2 separate regions of the Mus musculus genome follow, and region 2 is linked to region 1. A link is a loop called in an ENCODE intact Hi-C map of the cell type or tissue named here. Cell type or tissue: left cerebral cortex. All regions are shown on one strand. Links, peaks and the distances in the headings refer to the core of each region. The heading gives the core; the rest is flanking DNA. Region 1 has its middle 1.0 Mb from the start of Cadm2. Region 2 overlaps Cadm2 (cell adhesion molecule 2).

The links. Peaks named below come from ENCODE experiments on the same cell type or tissue, not always from the same donor. Only the 100,000 strongest peaks of a DNase experiment are listed, where the experiment ranks them.
Region 2: it touches region 1 in a loop (8-fold over the local background); 3 of 42 quality-filtered maps call a loop at or near these places.

The regions. Positions count from the first base shown.
Region 1 is chr16:68,663,119-68,672,995 of GRCm38, reverse strand. No RefSeq gene overlaps it. Among named protein-coding and RNA genes, the nearest start is that of Cadm2, 1.0 Mb to the right of the region's middle. In left cerebral cortex, for the core only: no CTCF peak of the experiment used is centred there; a DNase peak (open chromatin) is centred at 5,803; H3K27ac peaks cover 569 bases.
Region 2 is chr16:67,611,028-67,619,027 of GRCm38, reverse strand. All of the region lies in intron 1 of Cadm2 (cell adhesion molecule 2), which reads left to right. Among named protein-coding and RNA genes, the nearest start is that of Cadm2, 5.9 kb to the left of the region's middle. In left cerebral cortex, for the core only: a CTCF peak has its summit at 4,883; DNase peaks (open chromatin) are centred at 3,445, 4,905, 7,575, 7,999 and 3 more places; H3K4me3 peaks cover 2,340 bases; H3K27ac peaks cover 2,376 bases.

The sequences.
Region 1 (9,877 bases), core at 1,155-9,154:
TTCACGTGGAAACTGAACAACACTATTCTCAATGATACCTTGGTCAAGGAAGGAATAAAGAAAGAAATTAAAGACTTTTTAGAGTTTAATGAAAATGAAGGCACAACATACCCAAACCTATGGGACACAATGAAAGCATTTCTAAGAGGGAAACTCATAGCTCTGAGTGCCTCCAATAAGAAATGGGAGAGAGCACATACTAGCAGCTTGACAACACATCTAAAAGCTCTAGAAAAAAAGGAAGCAAATTGACCCAAGAGTAGTAGACAGCAGGAAATAATCAAACTCAGGGGTGAAATCAACCAAGTTGAAACTAGAAGAACTATTCAAAGAATTAATCAAACGAGGAGCTGGTTCTTTGAGAAAATCAACATGATAGATAAACCCTTAGCTAGACTCACTAGAGGGCACAGGGAAAACATCCTAATTAACAAAATCAGAAATGAAAAGGGAGACATAACAACAGATCCTGAAGAAATCAAAAACACCATCAGATCCTTCTACAAAAGGCTATACTCAACAGAACTGGAAAACCTGGATGAAATGAACAAATTTCTAGAAAGATACCAGGTACCAAAGTTAAATCAGGATCAAGTTAACAATCTAAACAGTCCCATATCCCCTAAAGAAATAGAAGCAGTCATTAATAGTCTCCCAGCCCAAAAAAGCCCAGGACCAGAGGGGTTTAGGGCAGAGTTCTATCAGACCTTCAAAGAAGATCTAATTCCAATTCTGCACAAACTATTTCACAAAATAGAAGTAGAAGGTACTCTACCCAACTCATTTTATGAAGCCACAATTACTCTGATACCTAAACCACAGAAAGATCCAACAAAGATAGAGAACTTCAGACTAATTTCTCTTATGAATGTCTATGCAAAAATACTCAATATAATTCTCCCTAACCGAATCCAAGAACATATTAAAGCAATCATCCATCCTAAACAAGTAGGTTTTATTCCAGGGATGCAGGGATGGTTTAATATATGAAAACCCATCAATGGAATCCATTATATAAACAAACTCAAAGACAAAAACCACATGATCATCTCATTAGATGCAGAAAAAGCATTTGACAAGATCCAACACCCATTCATGATAAGTCTTGGAAAGATCAGGAATTTAAGGCCCATACCTAAACATGATAAAAGCAATCTACAGCAAACCAGTAGCCAACATCAAAGTAAATGGTGAGAAGCTGGAAGCAATCTCACTAAAATCAGGGACTAGACAAGGCTTCCCATTTTCTCCCTACCTCTTCAAAATAGTACTTGAAGTATTAGCCAGAGCAATTCGACAACAAAAGGAGATCAAGGGGATACAAATTGGAAAAGAGGAACTCAAAATATCACTTTTTGTAGATGATATGATAGTATATATAAGTGACCCTAAAAATTCCACCAGAGAACTCCTAAACCTGATAAACAGCTTCGGTGAAGTAGCTGGATATAAAATAAACTCAAACAAGTCAATGGCCTTTCTCTATACAAAGAATAAACAGGCTGAGAAAGAAATTAGGGAAACAACACCCTTCTCAATAGTCACAAATAATATAAAATATCTTGGCTTGATCTAACTAAGGAAGTGAAAGATCTGTATGATAAAAACTTCAAGTCTGTGAAGAAAGAAATTAAAGAAGATCTCAGAAGATGAAAAAATCTCACATGCTCATGGATTGGCAGGATCAACATTGTAAAAATGGCTATCTTGCCAAAAGCAATCTACAGATTCAATGCAATCCCCATCAAAACTCCAACTCAATTCTTCAACGAATTAGAAAGAGCAATCTGCAAATTCATCTGGAATAACAAAAAACCTATGATAGCAAAAGCTCTTCTCAAGGACAAAATTACCTCTGGTGGAATCACCATGCCTGACCTAAGGCTTTACTACAGAGCAATTGTGATAAAAACTGCATGGTACTAGTATAGTGACAGACAAGTAGACCAATGGAATAGAATTGAAGACCCAGAAATAAACCCACACACCTATGGTCAATTGATCTTTGACAAGGGAGCTAAAACCATCTAGTTGAAGAAAGACAGCATTTTCAACAAATGGTGCTGGCACAACTGGTTGTTATTGTGTAGAAGAAATCGCATCAATCCATTCCTATCTCCTTGTACTAAGGTCAAATCTAAGTGGGTCAAGGAACTTCACATAAAACCAGAGACACTGAAACTTATATAGGAGAAAATGGGGAAGAGCCTCGAAGATATGGGCACAGGGGAAAAAATCCTGAATAGAACAACAATGGCTTGTGCTGTAAGATGGAGGATTGACAAATGGGACCTCATGAAACTGCAAAGCTTCTGCAAGGTAAAAGACACTGTCAATACGAAAAAAGGCCACCAAAAGATTGGGAAGGGATCTTTACCTATCTTAAATCAGATAGGGAACTAATATCCAATATATATAAAGAATTCAAGAGGGTGGACTCCAGAAAATCAAATAACCCCCTTATAATATGGGGCTCAGAGCTGAACAAAGAATTCTCACCCGAGGAATACCGAATGGCTGAGAAGCACCTGAAAAAATGTTCAACATCCTTAATCATCAGAGAAATGCAAATCAAAACAACCCTGAGATTCCATCTCCCACCATTCAGAATGGCTAAGATCAAAAATTCAGGTGACAGCAGATGCTGGTAAGGATGTGGAGAAAGAGGAACACTCCTCCATTATTGGTGGGATTGCAAGCTTGTACAACCACTCTGGAAATCAGTCTGGCGATTCCTCAGAAAATTGGACATAGTACTACCAGAGGATCCCGCAATACCTCTCCTGGGCATATATCCAGAAGATGTCCTAACCGGTAAGAAGGAAACATGCTCCACTATGTTCATAGCAGCCTTATTTATAATTGCTAGAAGCTGGAAAGAACCCAGATGCCCCTCAACAGAGGAATGGATACAAAAAAATGTGGTAATTTACACAATGGAGTACTACTCAGCTATTAAAAAGAATGAATTTATGAAATTCCTAGGCAAATGGTTGGACCTGGAGGGCATCATCCTGAGTGAGGTAACACAATCACAAAAGAACTCAAATGATATGTACTCACTGATAAGTGGATATTAACCCAGAAACTTAGTATAGCGAGATATAAGGTATAATTTGCAAAACACATGAAATTGAAGAAGAAAGAAGACCAAAGTGTGGACACTTTGCCCCTTCTTAGAATTGGAAACAATCACCCATGGAAGGAGTTAGAGATACAAAGTTTTGATCTGAGACAAAAGGATGGACCATCTAGAGTCTGCCGTATCCAGGGATCTATCCCATAATTAGCCTCCAAAAGATGACACCATTGCATACACTAGCAAGCATTTGCTGCAAGGCCCAAGATATAGCTGTCTCTTGTGTGACTAGGCCGGGGCCTAGCAAACACAGAAATGGATGCTCACAGTCAGTTATTGGATGGATCACAGGGCCCCCAATGGAGGAGCTAGAGAAAGTATCGTAGGAGCTAAAGAGATCTGCAACCCTGTAGGTGCAACATTATGAACTAACCAGTACCCCTTAGCTCTTGACTCTAGCTGCATATGTATCAAAAGGTAGCCTAGTAGGCCATCACTGGAAAGAGAGGCCCATTGGACATGCAAACTTTATTTGCCCCAGTACAGTTGAAGGCCAGGACCAAAAAATGGGAATGGGTGGGTAGGGGAGTGGGGGGGAGGGTGTGGGGGACTTTTGGGATAGCATTGGAAATGTAATTGAGGAAAATATGTAATAATAATAATAATAATAATAATAATAATAATAATAATAATAATAATAATAATTGAAAATACATTCTAAATAATTTCTGCCAATGTACAGATATGGTATAGACTATCATGATTATACTATTTGGTAATATATATTATGGTATATTTGTAGCAATAATTGTTTTATTCTAATCTAGTCTTTCAAATTTCTTGAGAAGTGAAATAATGGTTATAATAAAAAGAGTCAACACAATAAGTAATGTGTCTTGCAATCTATAATTGGATATATGATATTAACCTGAAAATGTGTTTAAATAATTATATTTTGTGTTTTATTAATTTCTGATTTTGGTAACTGAATATTTAAATATTATATATATATATATATATATATATATATGGAGAGAGTGAGAGAGAGAGAGAGAGAGAGAGAGAGAGAGAGAGAGAGAGAGAGAGAGAGAGAGACCTTGAATACAGCCAATCTTCTAAAGAATGGCTGGCTGCTGGAGAGGTAGCGCATGATTCTATGTCTGGATCAGCAGGTACCAGGAAAGGAGATTGACACTCACCCTGGCTTGGCTTCTGAAACCTCAAAGCCCACCCCAGTGACCCACTTCCTCCAACAATGACATAGCTTAAATAATGAAACTTCTTATGTGTCTATGGGGGCCATTTACACTCAAAGCAACACAGTTTCCCATACACTTATCTTTTTCTTTTTCTATACTTTCATATAGTGTGTGTGTGTGTGTGTGTGTGTGTGTGTGTGTGTGTGTGTGTGTACTTGCAACAAACAGAAGAGAGCATTGGATATCTCGGAGGTAGAGTTACTGGATATTGTGAGATGGCTGTGTTGGGTTCTAGGATAACAGTCTAGCAGCAGATTGTATTAACATAGAACCATCACTCCTGAAAAGTACCTATGGTTTAAATAATTATTTTCTGTGTGTGCTTATTCATTCATTGTCTTAAGTAGAATGAATTCGAGATAGATATAAAGAATATAACTCTATGATATTTGTTTAAAATAAACTTACAAAAATTCACTTAGAACAACTAACAAAAAACTAGAAGAAAGGAAAATATGAAGTAAAGTAAAATATAGAATCAGTTGTAGAGGTTTTGGAAGGTAAATTTTTATTGTTTTTTATTTATTTTTTTTTCTTTCCATTTTTTATTAGGTATTTAGCTCATTTACATTTCCAATGCTATACCAAAAGTCCCCCATACCCACCCACCCCCACTCCTCTACCTGCCCACTCCCCCTTTTTGGCCCTGGCGTTCCCCTGTTCTGGGCATATAAAGTTTGCGTGTCCAATGGGCCTCTCTTTCCAGTGATGGCCGACTAGGCCATCTTTTGATACATATGCAGCTAGAGTCAAGAGCTCCGGGGGTACTGGTTAGTTCATAATGTTGATCCACCTATAGGGTTGCAGATCCCTTTAGCTCCTTGGGTACTTTCTCTAGCTCCTCCATTGGGAGCCCTGTGATCCATCCATTAGCTGACTGTGAGCATCCACTTCTGTGTTTGCTAGGCCCCGGCATAGTCTCACAAGAGACAGCTACATCTGGGTCCTTTCGATAAAATCTTGCTAGTGTATGCAATGGTGTCAGCGTTTGGATGCTGATTATGGGGTGGATCCCTGGATATGGCAGTCTCTACATGGTCCATCCTTTCATCTCAGCTCCAAACTTTGTCTCTGTAACTCCTTCCAAGGGTGTTTTGTTCCCACTTCTAAGGAGGGGCATAATGTCCACACTTCAGACTTCATTTTTAATTTTAGTTTGAGAAACGCAGCTAAACATAGAGGGAAAAATCCATGTCTATATATTTTTTCTTTTTTGTCTATATGATTATGTAGCAACATATTATAAAGTAATTCATAAATTCATACAAGAAACTCTGAGCAACACTGATGTCCATATTGTCCCAGAAAATGCACAGACGTGGAGCCAGACAGATCTGCACTTGAATCCCAGTCTTCCAAATTCTAGCTTTTCGACAAATGTTCATTCCCCTTTTTTAGAAAAGAAAACTGGCTAATTTTGTTGTACTCTGCAAAATTTTAAGATGAGTTTCAAGAACACAGAAGGAATTCAAATCTGCACTTTTTAAGAGGCTAGCTAGTTTCATTCAGCCAGAAAAGTTTTTGCCAGATCATAATCCATATTTAGCTATGGAAAATGTTCTCGGCAGAAATTCTGCTTCAATGAATGTGGAGGAGGATTCAAAAATCTGCCTGCTTAACAAGCAGCCTGAGATGAATCAGAAGTTCATTACATTTTATGAATTGCTGCTTCAGGTGGAAAAGCTTCACAGCAGTTGATAGGTCTAGATTTTCTCAGAAACGTTAATGCTCTGAGAATAGCTCTGGAAAATTCACTTTAGACATATTGATCTAATGCAATAATGCACAACAAAAATGGATCTGATGGTCTGTCTTCTTAATATCAAGAGTGGTGTTGTAGGTAAAATAAAAATGTTGCTGCTGCTGTTTTCATACCTTACTTATAAAATCAGGAACAATTGCAACAGTGTGTGCACCCACATTTAGAATGAGTCCTCGGGCTTTGAATGATATGATCAAGAAAATTCCTCGCAGGAGTGACCAGCAGCTTGTATTTTAGTTCTTTCCAGATGATAACAATTTTTCAAGAGAGAATATTTCTAGATTGGATTCTTGCTCTCATCCTGAAGTGATAAAAATTTAAGGTGGATTTATTTATTCACTTCTTCCTATTGTTATCCTGGGAGTAAGTAACCTTGGTGCAAAACTTAAATGTTTATTTTATAAAGATAAAGAATTTTAAATTGATATGTACAAATCAATTAATTACAGTAGCCAGGCTTAATCATTATCAAATTGAGAAAGGAAATACAGTCTGCTGTACCTTTCCAAGCCATTTTATAATTGTGTTTACATTCTTTAAGCATAGTAACAGAAACATTGTGGGGATAAACCAATATTTGTCTATACTGACCACTTCTCTGAACATACGAGAGATAAATACAAAGGATAACACTCAATTAATTCCATTTCTCTAGTCTCTTTATTGATGGATCCTCATCTTTATAAATTTATAAACAAACATATTTTCTTGATATAGCTTATATGTATTAGGGACTTAGTTAAATACATATGGAAAACATGATAAATATTATTACAGTGAGCTTCAGGCTAAGAAAAAGTACTTGTGATTTCTTTACTACTATTTAAATTTCCATTGATTATATCTTTGTGGAATAGGTTGAGTGAATAGGGTCTGCTATACTAATGAAGCTAATGTCCTAAACTACAAAAAATAAAGTATTTTATTCACTATTTTATTTATTATTTGTATTTTCCTTTAGTGATTTACATGTGTTTATTTTGGAAATTGACCAACCATCTTAAAATCATGATACTGAATACAACAGTTATAACATGTATTCTCTCTGAAACTACAGTGGGATTTTTTTTAAGTGGTGCTACTTTTCACAGACTGTGATATACATAATTATACTGATATCTTGGCTTTACCAACATTTATAAATAAAATGTATGAGATATTACACACTACTTAAATAAAATAGAAAAGTAAATAATGTAGTTGGATAGTAATTTTGAAGAGTTAATATATTAGGCACATAGTTCAAATTGATGAATAAGGTCATGAAAAATTTCTGCTTATTAACATAAATAAGCCTAGAATAAAAATAATATGTCTCATGGATAGTCTATTAAACATTTAACACAACTAATTTGTAAAAGATAATGCTAGAAAAATTCCACTTGTTTTGGTATATAATCTACTTCCAACACTTATACAATAACATCTGATTAAAATCAATGGATCACATACAAAAAGAAGACATGGAAATAGGAGAGGGCCTTGGGAAAAAGAAAGAAGTTAATTAGAGAATGGAATGATGACTGAAAAGTACTAAATTAAACTGTAAAACCAGTGTCTTCTTAGGATAGTTAGTAGAGTTTCACTACTTCTGCCCTGGTAGATAAATTACCCTATTTTTCAGTTTCTCCTACTTTGACTTTGTAGCCATGCCCTCATTACCATATTCAATTAATTAGTGCATAAAGGTAGTACTGTGGTGTTCACAACACATGGAGCCCCATTACTGACTCTAAATGAATATCGCAGGTTCCCCACACAAGGTGAGGATTCTGGGAGCAGGGACAACCAGGCAAAATGCTTCACACTAATGTGCTAAGAGCTAGCAGCGAAAATACATTTCCTGCCCAAAGACTTTCACCAAGGACAAAGAAATGGAAAAGTACAAGCTAAGAACAAGAGGAGGAAGAGGACACTACATTAAAATTACGTGCAAAAAAGTACATTTGCTTTGATCTCTTCTTTGGCCTGATCAAGTCGGACTTCAACAATAGCTATTTATGTTTTTCTTCATTCATTCCTCCCCCCCCTCCTCTTTCTTTTTCAAAATTATATTCTGAGAGGAAAAACAAACAAACAAACAAAACAAAACAAAACAAAACAAAACAAAACAAAACAAAACAAAACAAAACAACAGAACAAAGCAGTAATGTATATTAGTACTGGTTATATTTACCACATCATTGCATCAACATTACTGTGCAGCTTTAGGTGTCACGGGAAACTGAAGAATTCAGCACTTATTTCTTTCTTATGTTTCCACTGTGTTTTTAATGTATTTGTTTTTATTGATTTTTTTTAAATTTTACTGTGGAAATACTGCATTCGCATTTTTTCCACTCTTTCCTTTTTTCCAGTTCTTTGTATGTCTCCCGTTCCTTCTCAAATTCATGACCTCTTCTGTAATGTTCTGTAATTCCTGTTCCTGGTACACACACATACATACACACTCATACACAACCACCCTAGTGAGTACATTTAGTATTGCTCCTATATACATGACACACACAGAGTCATTTGAGTCCTCTTAGTATTTCTCCGTTAATCGTTTTGTGGCCAACAACTCATAATTGGGGACTAGATCATCTATCAGAAAACCCATTCCAGGAGAACGGCATCTGTGCCTCCTAGTAGCCATTGATTACTTTAGCTCTTTATACAGTGGTGGGACCTTCTGAAACTTCCCACATCCACATTTGCATCACAACTATGACTGTCATAGTGTTGGCCATGTTTATACAACTATATGGTTGAGATTACATGTGTGCAGCTTCCATGTCATGTTTAACAACAATATTTTAGCAAGCAAGCAAGGTCTCTTGGCTTTTACAATCATCTACCTTCTAATCAGAGATTTTCGCTGAGCCTTATAGATATACAGTGAAGAGATGTCATTTTTCCCCTGAGCAATACAAGGTCACTTATTATCCATATTTTGATTAATTGTCAATTTTTAATGGCCCCCAAAGCAGCCAAAAGAACCTCTTTTGATTAGAAGTGTGAGCAACACTTAGCTTTGAATGTCAGGATATTTAGAGTATCATGGCAAATTGAATTGAATTGTGATAACGACAGTTGTTGATTCTTTTCTACAGTCTGTGACCTCATTCTCTAATAATCAGCTACCTTAAACAATATCAAGCATATCATTGTTATTTTTGAATGGGCACTTAATCTGTTTGGACAGCTATTTTTTTTAAGCTTTCAGGCTGGTCTTTGCTGTGGCCTTTAAGCTTTACAGTTGTATAGGCAAATGTAATGAATTTCTTGCTTAGCATCTTGAACAACAGGTTCAGGTACTGGAGAAGCCCAGGGAAGCTCCAGTTCAGTTCCTTCCAGTACCCATGTCTGTTGTGCTTTCAGCAATGAGGTCTTACTTTCAAGTTCTGGAAGGGAAGCAGCAATATTCTATATTGTTTTGTGAGTCTCTTGAAACTCTTTGACCATTCAATTCAAAGGGAGGTTTTTGTTAAATAGTGTACAGCTCTTAGGGAGAAGAAGACATTAGCACCCAGCATGTAGTATGTAGTATCTATATATAATCTACATGTATTACATGCATATATATATATATATATATATATATATATATATATATATATATATATATATATGCATGTAAATGTATGTTTGTGTGTGTATTTTATAAAATTTATAAAATGTTTATATAATTTATAAAATGTTATCTATTCTATTATCTCAAAGCACAAAGTAAACTAGGAAAAACATGCAAATGCACCCTTGTGAGCTGAGCTCTATGGCTCCATCTCAACTCCC
Region 2 (8,000 bases), core at 1-8,000, 1.1 Mb after region 1:
ATGTGTGGAAGGGGAAGAAGATGCTAATTTTGAAATAAATGGCAAGGCGTGAGTTGGAGTGTATGGGAGAAGCACTTTGGGGTGGTGGAGGAGGCAGAAGAGGCGTGCATGTGCAGGACCGAAAGGCGGAAGATCCTTGCTTTGAAGAGTAGCACAGGGATGCGGCTTGAATGAGAGAAACGGGAAAGGATGAATGCGAGATGATGGTCAATAGATCTTTTTTTTTTTTTTTTTTTTAAAGCTGGGTGTCTCTTTTCTTGATAAATCTTTGTTCACCTCCAACTCTTCTGCCATCCATTGGTATTTGTGAGAAAGATTAGTTGATCAAATTTATTTGTCTCTGGGTTAAAGGAATGTGGAAGTAAGACACATGTAGACACACCGGAGATTCAGACCCAAACCTTTTTTTTTTTTAAATTATTATTATTTTTTGCAGGATTTAAATGAGGTCAATGAACCATCTTTCAGCAAGTTCTTGGAATGTAGCCTCTTTCTTGCCGTCTTCTGGGGGTTATATATTGGGACAGTATGTTATTTGTGCATATTTATGAATGTAAGTGAAGTAATGGACAGGAAATTGCTGAATCAATTAACTAACCGTGTACAGATGTTTCCTTGAATATATCGAGGAGATTTTTAAACCTATTTTACATGGGATATAAATTTAAAATGTCATGTGCCAAGAAAGCAGATAGTGCATTTTCATGGCTTGCACCTCCTGCTCCCTTTTCTCAGCGCTCACTCCTCCACCCTGGTACTCCTCACCCAGGTGGCTGAAGGCTTTACTTGGATTTCTAATCCTGCCGAGAAAACATCCTCTTGGAGTCCCTAGTTCACCTCTCAGTAACTTGGATTTCTCAGCTGTTTCCTCCCTCCTCCCTCCTCCCTCCCTCTGTGCGTGCATGCCTGTCTGCGTGCGTGCGTGTGTGAGTGGTGTGTGTGTCTGTGTGTGTGTGTGTGTGTGTGTGTGTGTGTACGCGCGCGCGCGGGCGCGCGCATCCCGCGCGGCAAGCCAGCGCCTGCATGCACCAGTTATGGGAAGAGAGATGTGGGGAAATCAGTTAATTTGGTGATTGCGATGGAAATCCGGCACGGCACGGCATGGCATGGCTGGATGTGTTTTTCTCTGCCAGTCTTGGTGTTGTGGCACTGACTGGTCATTGCACACGCGGCTGGGCTGGTCCGAAGAGATTATTATAGAGCATGTGGCCACGCATTGCACTTGGGGGTCGCCTCCTCACTTCCTTCAACATGTCTCTGTGAATTGTCTATTCAGTGCACTGAGAAGAACTGTTGTGCCTCTCTGCTTGTCTCTCTCTCTCTCTCTCTCTCTCTCTCTCTCTCTCTCTCTCTCTCTCTCCCTCCCTTCCTCCCTCCCTCCCTCCCTCATTCAAACACACACACACACACACACACACACACACACACACACACACACACACACACACACACACTCAAAGAGGGGGTTGGGGAGCTAGCTCTGAGGAGGACTGAATCATTCTTAACCCAGAAAGGAGAGATTCCATCATAGGCATGGTCTCTTACTGTGTATGTAAACCAGTGACTGAGACAGAGCTGCTTTTCCTAACAGACAAGGGGAGTTGGGGCTGGGAAGAGGTGTGAGTTTGGCAGGGAAAATGCACTACTGCAGCAGCTGCTGCTGCAGCAGCAGCAACAACCTCAGGTTCCAGTAACCAACTAAGTAAATAAATATCCTCTACAGCGGCCAGGGAATGAGCATCAGTTCCATGATGCCTCATGAACATCTTAGTCCACATTAAAGAGGAATAAAAAGAAGAGAAAGGAAAGAGTGCAAGCCTACTTCAACTGTCTTTTCCTCTTCATTGCTGCCACCCATTTATCAAACACTGGCTTCTCCAGGCACATCATACTTTGTTGATGTTGTCAGCTCTTCCTCAAACAAATTGCTCACGCCTGACTTTTCTTCCTTTTGGCTGTAAACATTGCTTTCGGGTTCTGATTTATGTTTTCCCACCAGCCTACTGTTTGATTAGGTCTTGGCTAGCCTGGGCAAAGGCAGGCTTTATTTTCTGAACACAGATTAAACACACCTCAAGTCTTTCCATGTACAGGGAAGAAAGGTTATGTGGGGATCTAGTGAAGAGCTGATGTTGGAGAGGGGGGAGTCTGCCCTGTCTCCTCCTTGTTATGACTAGGCAAAGACTACAGTCACTAAGAATGTAGCTTCTTATTTTCTAGTGCTTGGTAACATTCAGTCACTTACTGAGAATCAATTTCTGTATCCCTTAAAACATAATCTCTATTTTATTTTACAGTTTGTACCACACAAAAGAGACTTTAAAAAACACATCTTCTCTGTGCTTCAGTGTTTTATTTTAAACTCTCCGTTTTACACTGTCACTATTTTCTTTTCTTTTTTAACATTTTCTCAAAACAAAGTTATGATTTAATTTCTTAATATGAGAAAGAATAAGCCAATCTTGTTAAAATTAAACCAGGGTTGTTACAGGGGTGGTTTTACTGGTGCTCTTCAAAATTACTTTAATTTATACCCAATGTGTCCATTCAAAACAAATAGAAGGAATATATATATATATCAATATTGGTTTCTGACCAAAATATAACTTGGAAAATAAAAAAAAAAATGAGATTCAACTTTAAGGTCCCAAGTGTTTTCTTTTTCTATATCAAGGAAGACAGAAAGTCAAGAAGAGGAGAATCACAGTAAACTGTAGCCTAAGAAGTGCAAACACACATGCTCGCTCAATGCTTGTAACTAAGAGCTCCTTGGGCCATGAAATAGATGCTGCTTAGTTCACCTTTCCTAAAACCACATCGCCTCCCATGCCTGGAGGAGCACTGCTGAGATGAAGAGAGCCCTGTGCACTTAGGAAACAAGCCCGGAAAGGAAGAAAAACATAGAAAGAAAAACAGAGAACAGACATGCACCACAATATCTGGTCTCCCTAAATTCATTCATTCATTCATTCATTCTCTCTCTCATTTAATCTTACTGAAAATGTGTAACACAAATACAAAGGGTTTTAATAGCTTTTCATGAGGTATTCTAATTAATAATTTGCCATACTTGCTAATGAATACCTTCAGATCAACACCACAGTGAATATACATATTACATCTTGCTTTGGACACGTTAGTGTCGGGAACTTCACCAGATGTCTTATAGAAAATGCACAGTATGTTAAATATCATTACCATCACAGTAAATGCTTCCCAAATCTCTTACCTCTTTTACACGTACACAAATATCCTAAGTCCTGTCAGGATATTTCTTATGATCAGGGAAGCTAGAATACCATCCACTTCTCCCTTCCTCGATAACAGGAACTGGAAAGTAGCTGTAGGTGGGAGCCACAGTCTGACTGGGTGAAGCAGCTGTCACCTTCAGGAGCAGCAGTTAAGAAAAATCCTCCCTGCAAAGGATTCTGGGTCTCTTGGCTGGTTTTGTCTCATCATGAGGAAGATTGCTTCAGTGCTGGTTTCCTAGTTCTGCAACTATCAAAACACTGCAGTGGTGTAATACAACATGGATGAGCAGCATCCTCGATCCGAGGACTGAGGCCCATGTCTTCCACCAGTAGATCTGAAACTTTAAAACTGCTTCCTCTGCCATGAAACTGTGAGATTGAAGAGTTTTCCTTAAAGAAAAAAAATTACTTCAGTCACTTCAAGAGTAAAATTTAATTTAAAAGTTGTTAGATGACATCCTAATTATGTATTTTAAAGTGGCCCAGAATAAGCATTGCTTTCTGTCACCCTCCCCTTTAAAATAGGGAGCCTACTAATATGATACCTTCTTATAAAGAACTGATGAATCATTTTATCAAAGGTCCCTAGGATAAAGAAATAGTGTAATGTAGATTTCCATATAATGGTTGTTTATTATTATTATTATTATTATTATTATTATTATTATTATTATTATTATTACTATTATTTTAGTTTTCTGACATGTGTCCTGAAATGTGTTGAGAAAGTTCTTACTTCGATGCATTTTGCTTCATGAAACAACTTGGCAAAGTCAAACCTTCTATACTGGTGTCGGAGTAGGTGGAAGAAACAGGTGAAACCAGTCACAAAACCAAGTACCACAATTCCCCAGATGAAGGAAAAGACGATTGTCAAATTGGTAGCTATACTTCTAATTTACTCTCTTTATTGTTCTTGGAACCAGTGGTAAAAAATAAATACAGACTCTCCAAGGATGAATTCAATGTACACATCTGTGCAGTTTTCATCCTTTGCTTAGTAAATATATAATAAATCAAATGGCAGTGAACAACGTGTGTCTTCCAGGCAGGCCTGGTAGTGTTTGAGTCTTTGCCTCATAATATAGCAGCACACATGCCTTATTACATAAAATATAAATAATAATAATAATATATATTATATATAATGAATATATAAAAATTTGGTATTTTGTAGACCTAAATTTGTTTCTAAAACAGTTGTGTCTTAGAGAAAGCTTAAATGTAAGCAATTATTGATAATTTGTGGGCATAAGTACCTTTCTACGAATTCAATTTAACTAATTATTCTCAGCATCCTTCCCTACCAAGTTGGTTATTTTTTATTTTCCAAGATTGATAATTCCCGATAATTTATGTCGGACTAGATCATAAACTCATTCTTTGACCAAAGAAAAAAAAAAAAAAAAAGGAAAGAAAGAAAGAAAGAAAAAAGAATAATTTAAATTTACTGGTTTAACGTAAAATATTAAAAGGACAAGTTCAAGTTCATTGCCAACATTTTATTTGAAAATGTCAAGGTTTTGGAGTATACTTCTTGAAGAACTAAGAAGGCATGTTCCCTAAATTCCTCCTGTAAGGAGGTGGTGAGGATTACCCTGAAGTAGGAGGCACTGAAGCCCCCTGCTGTGTGATGGTGCTAATGACATCTTAGGTTTTATATGCTCAGCAGCAGCAGACAAACACAGGAAAGCAGTCATGTGGCAGGAGAGGGAGATGTGAAGTATTTTCCTAGCTTATGGCAGACGGGAACAAAGCTTTAACCCTTTAAAGCCTGAACTGTTTCAGAGTGTGTGATGGCAAAACTAAAGGGGAAGCAGGCTGTGTGTCAAAGATTCATAAATAACTCCTCGTAAGATTAGGTATCTTTTCATTAAGTCCTGGTGAACATTTGACTTTCTTGGAAACCATCAGGCTTGTGGGTCAATATAATGAAGATGAATAGTGGAATTATAGTAGGAATCCCACACTTCACATGTGCCAAGCCTCCTCACTCAAGTGTTCTGGGTAAAAATTTACTCTCTCAGGATCTGTCTTGCTGCAGTGTTTCCTATTCTACACAAAACAGACTTCGGTTTTTTGTTTGTTTGTTTGTTTTTTTGTTTGTTTCCCTGTTGTTGTTGTTGTTGTTATTTTTACTTATTTATTTTTAGGAGGGACAGGAATTAACCTTTAAATCTGTGTTCAGATAAGTCGGTGCCAATACGTGGCATATGTTTTTATGAGTCCTCATTATTGAATGTTGGTTTTTCTGTAGGAATAGTAGTCAAATGAGTTCCTAAAAATAGCGAGATCTAAGCAACTACTGTTATTTTCAGCACACCATGAAATCCTATCAGATGACAGTCAGAAACACAGTTCTGCTTGAATTCCATTTGCTACAGAACAAAAACATTTGACATACTGTGCATATTGATTTTTTTATCCAAGAAGTGGGCCCACAAGCTCCTCGTAATGTATTTGGTGGGTTTTCTTAAGGAGATATACAATTACTTTCATCTTAGAAAAGGTATTATGTTTGAACATTATGCAAGTAAATACTCTTCTTAATTACACATGAATTAAATAAAGTCAAAATAAGTAAAGAAATGATTGAGAATGGGAAACAATACTAAGTTACCTCACCATGAGTACTCATATGTGTTCAAGCTGAAAACATACAGTTACATTTAAAGATAAAGGCCAACCTTCTTAGGTTTTTAAATAATGAAAATCTGTAATAACAATGTGGTTTATGAGAAAAGATGAGTTAAAGATTTAAAAAGATGAGTAAAGGTAACTTACTCCTTAGTATTTATTTTCTTCTTCTCTTTTAACAAATATGTTTTCCTTACCAGTGATAAGAAGGGTTTCTTCCACTGAAAACAACCAAATTTGAAATCTGGAAAATTTCAATAGGGTTGAAAATTTATTCTGGATCTTTCCTGCTTTTGAGAGTAAATCATCAAAACCGGCTGCTGCCTGACTAGGTGAAAGAAGTTACCAGATCTTCCTTAGACAGAGTTGGTCGTTCATTAGTCACAGGATGCTTTATAGAGGTCTGAAGTAAACATTAAGACAGTTGTTGTTCACCACCGGGATAACTCTTTCTGAGTGAGCAAATCAGTTCCCCTCGAATATTTAAATGATCTTCCACCCACTTCAATACTTCAGAGGTATGTCTAGTCAGACTTGGGGATAATTTACCAAAATAAAAGTAATCGTTCTTTTACTTCTAGGAATACAAAGCATTGTTATTGAGCAGTGGCAACAGTTTCAAGTTACAGGGAAATAAAAGGCCCTTTAGAGGCTGAATTGAGTCACTAATAATAATAAAAACGATAATAATAATTATATATATATATGCATACACATACACACACACACACATACATACATACATACATACATGCACACACATGACATGCAAGTACAGATACATTGCTTATCCTTGAAAACAAAATGGGCAATCACCATTCTTGACAAAGGTAAAGATGTTCTGTGGAAAACACGGTGCGTTTTTTTTGTTTTTTGTTTTTTGTTTTTTTGTAATTTATAAAGCCAATTAATTTCCTCTTGCAATGAAACATTTTTGGCATCTGGGATAAACTTGTCTATGTTTAAAAATGCAGGTGCCTTGATAGTGCTTATTTAAACATCAGAGCCTGGAATATACCGTGTATAAAATATACTTGTACTTTCTTCAGAATTTTATCTTTTATTTCAGCTTGCCCCTTATTCCTCTTCCTGTAGGAAATGTCCATGCTACGTGTACTTCAGGTTCAGTTTTATACTTAATAGACCCTGTCTTCCAGTCTGCACATAAGCTTACACTGAAATGAATAAGCTTAAGTTATAGATCAGAATATATACATTAAATAAATAAAATGTATGTATATACACGTATATCTATATACATATATTCATATGTGTGTGTATTTCAAACCAAATAAAAATGTGCACAGAATTTAAGTGCCAATCCTTTGCCACTGGTTTCCATTTTATTTGTTGAAGTTTGAATGGTAACCTAGCTTGCTTTGTGCTCTCCAGGAATATAAGAACCCCTTTCCATTTACCATCCTACTGACCTGGAATAATTCACATTAAAAAAAAAATAATGAAGGATAGTGAATAGTTAAAGGAGAGGTCTCTTGTAAAATGGAAGTTTCTGAAAACGTACAAGTAATGAAGTTTCTCAACCACCAAAGGGCAGATCTCAATGTTTTGCAGTTATCATTACATTTTAAAAAAGAGCTCCACCACTTTCATTTGGTAATATAAATGGGGGAGGGGGGGAACCGAGGAGGAAAGGAATGTGAGTCAGCCAGCCAAAACTACACAGCAATGCCTGGCAAAGCTGACTAAATTAGCATATGCTAGGCTGAGTATTTCCCTCTGTTGTTACATAATCCCTTCCTAATAGGAAATCAGTTCTCATACTTAACCCTTTTGGAAAGATGAGAATTCTCTCATTGTTATACTTCTGGCTTTGCTTAGTTTATTTCCTCACAAATTGTGTAAATCATCAATTGCAGGGCTTTTCTATCAAGCCCTCACTCCCTTTTCCACGCAGTCTCCTGTACACAAACGTTCCATTCTGTGTTCAACTTCAGAATTCAAGGAGCGACGTTTCTATAGCTTTCTCTGAGAGGGTCTAATTAGCATCTGAGTCTCCCTTTACTCATGTGCAGCTTTCTTTAGAAAATACATTAGTTCTATGAGGCTTCCCTGAGGATTCATAATACTCTAGTTTGTTACATGTACTCTGAT